Regions from separate parts of the Homo sapiens genome. Here region 2 is linked to region 1. A link is a contact called in ENCODE Hi-C or POLR2A ChIA-PET data. All regions are on one chromosome and are shown on one strand. The core of a region is the stretch at or near the end of the contact, and the rest is flanking DNA. Distances in the headings are between cores, read along the strand shown.

Region 1 (4,051 bases), core at 1,038-3,537:
AGGTCAGGAGTTAGAGTCCAGCCTGACCAACATGGTGAAACTCTGTCTCTACTAAAAATACAAAAAGTAGCCACCATGGTGGTGCGGTGCCTGTAATCCCAGCTACTCAGGAGGCTGAGGCAGGAGAATCACTTGAACCTGGGAGGCGGAGTTTGCAGTGAGTGGAGATTGCACCACTGCACTCCAGCCTGGGCAACAGAACAAGACTCTGTCTTAAACAAAACAAAACAAAAAACAAAAAACAACTAATAAGATGGCAAAAACTGTCAGAATTAGCTTTTGTTTAACTATGGATTCTAGCCAAAAGTTTAAAACAAACAATGGAAGATTAATGAAAACAGAAGCTGCCACATTGCAGTAACAGAGTTTTGGGCATTTAAACTACCCACCTATCCTCGCTCACTTCCCAGATTGGTGTCAGCTGTGAAGATAACAACCCACACTTCTGGCACAGATTTAACAATGTGCGTGAGAAAGAGCAATATGAACCTTATTCTCAAAGAAAACTGGTTACAATTTTCTAACCATTTGGAAGCCAACTAAAGGGCTTACCTTTGTGTTTCTTGAATGGAAGTTTTCCCAGGGCTGGGGTAGCTTCCTAGGTACCATTTGCTGAATGCAGTTAAAAGCAAAAGCATTGGTTGCAGCAGTCTTGGTCTAGGGATAAAAGTGGTAACAAGCAACAGACAGAAAAGATTGGGAAGAAAATAGGTTGGGGAAGAAGGTACATTGGAAAATAAGGGATTTTTTTATAACTCAGGTGTATGCCAGAAAACAAAGAAAGCCAGGTGTATATCCAGAGCAGAATGCATGCTCAGAAAAGGCCTGAGAAGGCCCTAAGATTTCACCTCTGAATGACCTTCAGGGTCTGCCCAATAACAATTGACAGCTAAAACCGAGTTGTAATGGCCAAAGTGTGGAGGTGTGCCCCAAACAGAACTAGTGTCAACCCCAACAGAGAACAATAATAAAGAATAAAATGCTCCTTATAATAAAAACAAACAACAACAAAAAAAGTGGACATAACAACAAATATACGTGGACTCCGAAAGAAGAAGGCAGATAGCCAAGGGACCTCAGGCACAACACACAGGTTCTTGGAGTTTCCCTATTGCCTCCCGTATGTATTGAACAGGAATCTGCAGAAGACTTCAACCTGAAACCAATTGGTATAGGAAAAAAAAAAAACTCCAAGGAAAGCCTGTACAGCTGAATTCTAGGATAAGATCGTGTCAACATGTCCCAGAATACAGCCAATGTTTATCTGCTAAATATCTCCATTCTAGAATTGCTTGTATAAAATGTTGACTCCAGGAGTCAAAAATGATTGTCACAGTAACTCACAGAATCTTCTCACAGTAGATGGACATTTTCTATCTTTGGAGGAGAAATGTGGTCCCCCTCAGTGACAACCATATCACAGCAGCTTAAAACCATGTTGAAAAATTGTGGTTAATATAAAATAATACATTTTAGAGAAGTCAGTTTTTCTGAGACTTGGAGATAAATCAAGGCCAGAGACTTGAAAGAGATGCCTTACTTTTATTTGCTACTACTTGGTTTTCATACTTCAGTCCTGTAAGAGAAATTGTACTGAAGGCTGCTTGCTTAATTACCATAAACATGTGTGGCTCTCCACACTGAACTGTTTATAACTTTTAATATATTCATCTACCATTGCATCAAATCACAGTGAATCTGATAGCTTTTCTTTGTGAGAGGGCAACTTAAGAGTTCTGCCGGCTACAGAAGAAGTGATTTTTAGTACACTAGAGCTTTGTACCAGAATGTGAACTATTGGTCAAATGGTACCCATGGGCAGCTGACAAAGTGACAATAATTCCATCAGGATAAATTTACTTAGTGAACAAGTTGACATAAGTATCTAAAACAAAAACTGTCATTTAAACTTGTACTAAAATGTACTAATATCAGTCTCCTTTGGGCATCAATATCACATTTGGAGCACTTGCATGATCATCCTGTTTCAAGTAAGCCAAAGATGGAAGAATATTCGAAAGTCTGTATATAGAGATTTCACTGCAGTACATTTTTCTCTTCATCTGTCAAAAAATATGGTTCTTTCCAAAGTGCGTGGTCATAAGTGGACCTTTTTTTCCTATGGAACTAATAACATATAAAACAATTAAGATCACCACAATGGGCAAATGGAAATTTCTCTTGGATCCCACAAGAGAACTGAACTGCCATTGTCAAGGTTCTTTTCTCTTGGGTCTTGGCAGATATGTAGGGAAAGTCTTGGTACTCTATAAAGCCCTCAGAATCCAAAGGTCTTCACAGCTCAGTGTGCCTAAAATCACTGCCATGTTCACCAGGAAGGTGATGGGCACCCTAGTCCCAGGGTGCTGGACGAAGCAGCCTCGTGCCACATCAGATGCAGATGTGGTCCTAGTGCCTAGGGCTCTCCTGTCATCTTATCCTGGCTTTCAGCTTGAAAGCAGTGGGGCAATCTGTACCCAGTCACTCTTTCTAGGTTTAGAAAGTGGGTTCCTCACATCTATTCAATACCTGAATCTTTTTCTTCTGCATCTTCCTATTTTAGAATTGGTGAAGGCTTTGTTTTCACATTTCATCCTATCAGAGGCTGCTGTGCCAAGGTAAGTGCTCCCTCTCAGAGCATTACTTTCTCACTATGCAGGCAGCCCTGTTTCAGGCTCCTACAGCGCAGCAACATTTAAACTCTAAAATGTTTAATGCCTCTCTGTTCTATCCACTCTCAATTCCTAGCAATCGGTCCGGATAATATTCTTGTCTCCTGAAATCTAAGTGCAGCCAGTTATGCAGTGAGCTGAGGGAGCAGGCTCCTCTTGCCACTTTGGAGACATCTCTCTGTGTGGGATCAAAAATTAGTGCCCCAGATTATGATCCCAAACTTTAGATCCCTACCATTGACCCGATGACCTGATATCCCTGTGCTGCAACCACCACATCTTCCTGGCAACTTGTTTCTGGTGGTGGCTACAAAAACTGCTGCTATCTTGGCAGGGGCGGAGGTTAAATGTTCATCAAATTCAAATTACTTGGAACCTACGTATGTATAGAACCCTGACAAAGTTGGGGAAAAGTGCATAGCAGCAGACATAAGAAACAAAGATGTTTGATTCTAGACCAGTGGTAAATCTGCTATGAGGGGTAACATGTTTGAGTATGCTTAATGGAGTAAAAACTATTATAAGTAAAAAGGCTGTACATATTTTGCAGTAAGGTGATACATAAAAATACCAGTATGCAATAATTAGTGCCAGTGCACCTTCATTCAGTTAATGAGAAATAAGGAATTCTTTGTTTTTCTTGTAGAGCTTCCTCTAGAAGTGAAAACTTATGTAACTTGTGAACAAGTATAGCTAAATATGTCCATCTTTGTTTCTTTGACAAATGTTATAAGCTAGAATGATTTTTCTCTTCTTTGTGTGTATCTTTAAGTGTATGCTATGAGGGTGCTTTCTAACGGGTCTATGAATCTCTGGTTTGGCAACCTTGTCCCATCCTAACCCATCCTCCCACATCAAAAACAAGAATATAATAAGAGGATGTTGTCATCCTGCTGACAAACAGTGATTACTTATTGTCTATACTTCAGGATAATTCTTAAATGCCTCACTATTCCATGATCTGGTCCGTGACAACAGAGTCTCTCTCTTTCTCTTTCCATCCATCTCTTTTCTGCTCATTCACTCACTCACAACTTGCCCACTCACGCAGCAATTATGAGTTGAGTTCCTGAAAATTTCAAACTGTTTCAGATCTCCGTGCCTTTGTTCACTCTGATTCATCTGCCAAAAATGCCTTTTCCTCCTCCTAATTTATATTTCAAAACATATCCAATCATTATTCTCAGATACATTTACCAAGCATTTCTATACATTCATTTCTGTTATGTGTGTCTGATTGAATATGTACTTGTATCATGTTGCTTTCTTTTTAACATTTGGGTTCATCTCTAATAGTCTCAGCTTATAATAAAATTTCAGCAGGATTAAAGAACACTTCCTAAAATAGTCAGGAATTTTAAATGTAAAATACATTGGTA
Region 2 (4,235 bases), core at 984-3,483, 49 kb after region 1:
CTTTATATACAGCCACACAAAACAGAAGCCTGGGGAGCACACAAACCAGAAACCTGGGGAGCACCCCAGCTCTGCTTGGCTTCCTCACCACACACCAAGTCACTGAATGCTGATAATTACATTTCCTTCACATGTTCCATACCCATTCCCTCCAGCCTGTCCCCATGGATACCATCTCAATTCAGGTACTCACTGTCACTTGAAAATGCAGACTCTACAGATAGCTTGGGCTCACAGTATCCAATCTCATTCTTTTAAACAATCCTTCACATTAACCAAACATTAATCTTTGTAATAACATATCTTAGTCAAATCGTTCTACTCTTTATTTCCAATGAAGTCCAACAGAAGCTCATTTTTGAACCTCTTTCCCAGTATTATTATTGGTTTTATTGCTGTGCCCTCCTTATACCTTAAGGTGCATCCTGGTGTGTCTTTTTTTCTTGTGGTTACTTCTTTATTATTCTTACTCAGTTTTACAATTTTCACTGAAATCTCTTAACTCCTCCATGCAAAGTCAAAGCCTTCCTAGATTGGACCTAATTCCTCCGGTACCAATGGGAAAATAACTTATAATCTTCTAAATCTCCAGACTCAGATGTCACTTCAGGCATAATTGAATAGGTGAGGTCCAGCCTGGCATGTCTTCCTGAAGAGTGTCTAAACTTTCCATCCACAGCAAAGCCTTTCCCTATCCACTTTCAGAAGGATCTACCCCACCTTTCCTTGCTGCCTGCAGTATACTGTGCACACGTGTATCCCAGGTCCTACACCGCTTATTTGCATGGCTCACTTGTAGGCAGACCGTAAACTCTTGGAAGATGGAGACAGTATCTCACTAGTGTTTGCTTTTCCAGTGTCTAGGATGATCCCACACAGAGCAGATGCTCAATAAATGTAAATTGAATGAGCGAATTAATAAATGAATGATTAATTATTCAGTATCTACACATGGATAATTGTGGATATAAAATATCTATATGTAGATAATATATGAATAATTGAAAAGCATCCTGGCAATATTTTATTTAGTCCTCCAGTTTTAGGTAGTTAGTAAGCTTACTTTATTTTTGTTAAGTGCTTCAGCTATTTTTTCTAACCACTGTCCATAGTTACAAAACTTTTCTTGTTATTCTTCCAGAGATTTCAGGACAAATATTCATTGAGCTTCTTTATTCTGTGCATAGAAATACACCTGCTTTGAAACCTTTATAGTCTGTGAGCCAAAATGATAGGCATATTTCCGAGTCTCCCCTGTTAGCTCACACATTAACAACCTACATCTCTCTGGAGTAAAGAACCCAGTGTGTTCTGACAAACGAGATTTGGATGTTTCTCTCTAAAATGTTGCCCAACCAGCAAACACACACACACACACACACACACACACACACACAGATATATACATAATACATATACACATAAGGGACGTACACATAAAGGGGATAATCAGAAACATTTTCAAGGCATCCTCTGTCTATGCTTTATTATGTGAATATAAACACAGCCCTTACACCTGAGGCATCATTATATCAAAAGTTTTGTTGAACTTTAGGAGTATATCATAGTAAAGGTGAAGGTGTGAGTTACACATTTGCTGCCCTTGAAACACCAGGGCTTCTCCCATGACACCTCTTCAAGGCCAGCCTTACTCTGGCTTCTGTCTTCTCTTATTTCCTACACCCTATATCAAATCTCAGGTACTATGTGGAAAGGCCTCAATCTTTCTCACCACAGTGTGGGAGGGTTGATAGAAGTATTTTTTTTCTAATCTATCAATACCAAGTTAGAATTAACTAAGAAGGAGAAGATTTTCAAGCATTTATGACAGAAGCATGATGCTCTGCCTCCTCCAAGCTCCATTTAATCCATCCAGGGCAAGACTGAGATCCACGAACTTATCACAATCCAAATACTTACGGGGTGTAATTTGCAATGTGGCCCCTGGAGAATGCATGCTCTTGTTACTACAAGAGTTTTATGTGTAGAGATCCAGCTGGTTATTAAGCCATCACCTGCCAGCTTTTTTTTTTCTGAATGCCCATCCCCAGGGCCCAGAGAAATGGAGACAGGAGGATAAACTACTTTTGTTTGTTCTGGTAGACACAGAGTCTGACTGCTGTGTATCCTGTTTCCCTTAGGGACTCTACCTTGTCCTCAGGGACAATCCGTGAAGGCTTGAGTGGAGATAACCCCACCATAAAACCTATACTGCTGGTGTTCCCAGAGAGCAGGCTGCAGTCTGCATCAGCCTATGCTAAGAAAAGAGAGACAACTCCTGCATCTGGAAATTCCTTCTCTCAGGGGCTGCTGGTGGGAGCAAGATCCTCAGCTCTGGCCTTCAAAAGCTCCTGTGATCTCTGCACAATTTCTCTAAATAGAATTATATTTCTGAGACAAGACCAGGCCTGATACCACAGTGAGTAAAGGGTCTTTTGCAAAGTCTGGTAGTTTAGAGAAGCTAGGGTCTGGATGAAGGCAGGGCTCCAGAAATCAGTACATTGAATGGGAGATACAGAGGTAATTTATTGGCAGACAGTTTCCTGGGCTAAAGGTGGAGTTAGCATTTGCAGAGGTGGAGTCATAAGCTGCACATTGAGAATGACGCATTGATCATTTAACATTTGTGTACTTCTATGAAACATCCTGGTTTCCCCTTTCTATAGCCCCTGTGGCTATGTGGTTGGGGGAATGACAAGCAGAGAAAATTTAAGAAGAGTCTGAAGACTTGATTGAAATCTAGGATATGCTCTTTGAATGTTATTCCTAACGTAATGCCTTTCATTCGTCCATCCATCCATCCATCCATCAATTCATCCAACAAGTGTAGTGGGCATTGTGCCAGCAACAGCACCTGGTAAGAACCAGGGAAGCAGCCCTGCAAAGGGGTGGGGTGAAGGCAGGAATCAGAATATTATCCTGTTAACTCTTCACATAGATAACCACTTGCCCTGGCCATATATCAGAAATGACTTCAGTGAATGCTTGCTGGATTAGTGATGGCAAACTTTCTTGGCTTGCATGCAAAGGGAAACAGCCAGATTTTCCTGAGTTGCTTCAGGAAGTAAAACATTTAATGCAAGCTTTATTTTCCCTAAAACTAGTAAACACAGGGAAGGAAACCTCTTTGAAATTGCATTTGTAAACCTCATTTCCTAATTCATGCTTTTACGTATTTTCTCTAATCATTTACTGGAGCACCTGCATGTGCAATGCACTCTGCACAAATTACAAAATAATTGAAAACCAAATATGGAAGAGAAAGTGGGGGAAAATATGCAAAGTAAATAAATTAGAAAGTAAAACACATAAGAACATGGCTGTGATCCTTACTCTAAAATAAAATGGCTAGCCATTCTGAAAAACAACTTACTCTGTGGCTGCCCTTCTGATAGCAAAAATGTGGGTCTTGCAATCCAAGTTAAGTAAAATTCTGTGGGACTGGATATAGTATACATCACCCTGTCTGCATTTACACTAGTTCTCTGAACCAAATTTATTTTCTGCTTTACTCTGGATTAAAGGATTTGGCATAATGGCTCCGAAAAACCTTGCTGACTGAGTCAGCACCCTGTGTGCACCATAAACCCCCTCCTTCTGTTAACTGACTAATCCGGATCTGCATTTGCTCCTCAGCACATAGCTCATTGCCACAGCAGAGTCCAACGCAGGTACTGTCACAAGGGCATGACAAAAAATCAGACATGGGTCACAGAATTCATTCTCCTGGGATTTCCACTCAGCCTAAGGATTCAGATGCTCCTCTCTGGGCTTTTCTCCCTGTTATACGTCTTCACCCTGCTGGGAAATGGGGCCATCCTGGGGCTCATCTGGCTGGACTCCAGACTGCACACCCCCATGTACTTCTTTCTCTCACACCTGGCCATCATTGATATTTCGTATGCTTCCAACAATGTCCCCAAGATGCTGACAAACCTTGGCTTGAACAAGAGAAAAACAATCTCCTTTGTCCCATGCACAATGCAGACCTTTTTATACATGGCTTTTGCTCACACTGAGTGTCTCATCTTGGTAATGATGTCCTACGATCGGTACATGGCTATCTGCCACCCTCTGCAATATTCTGTCATCATGAGATGGGGAGTGTGCACAGTCCTGGCTGTCACTTCTTGGGCATGTGGTTCCCTTCTGGCCCTGGTCCATGTGGTTCTCATCCTGAGGCTGCCCTTCTGTGGGCCCCATGAAATCAACCACTTCTTCTGTGAAATCCTGTC

The links. A loop is a pair of places that touch in the nucleus more often than their neighbours do. ChIA-PET counts read pairs that join two places held with the same protein, here RNA polymerase II (POLR2A).
Region 2: a loop to region 1 is called in a map of CD4-positive, alpha-beta memory T cell, with 7 times the contacts of the local background. The contact joins the promoter of OR2A5 here to the promoter of OR6B1 in region 1. A Hi-C loop is called at or near these places in 2 of 168 maps with a recorded cell type or tissue (CD4-positive, alpha-beta memory T cell and HCT116). POLR2A ChIA-PET finds 5 or more read pairs at or near these places in 2 of 52 experiments (WTC11 and activated CD4-positive, alpha-beta T cell).

Annotation. Positions count from the first base shown.
Region 1 is chr7:143,998,033-144,002,083 of GRCh38, forward strand. OR6B1 (olfactory receptor family 6 subfamily B member 1) reads left to right here and starts at 2,288. Exons shown (of 2, transcript NM_001005281.3): 1 at 2,288-2,618.
Region 2 is chr7:144,046,715-144,050,949 of GRCh38, forward strand. OR2A5 (olfactory receptor family 2 subfamily A member 5) reads left to right here and starts at 2,234. Exons shown (of 2, transcript NM_012365.2): 1 at 2,234-2,419; 2 at 3,637-4,235. The coding sequence starts at 3,688.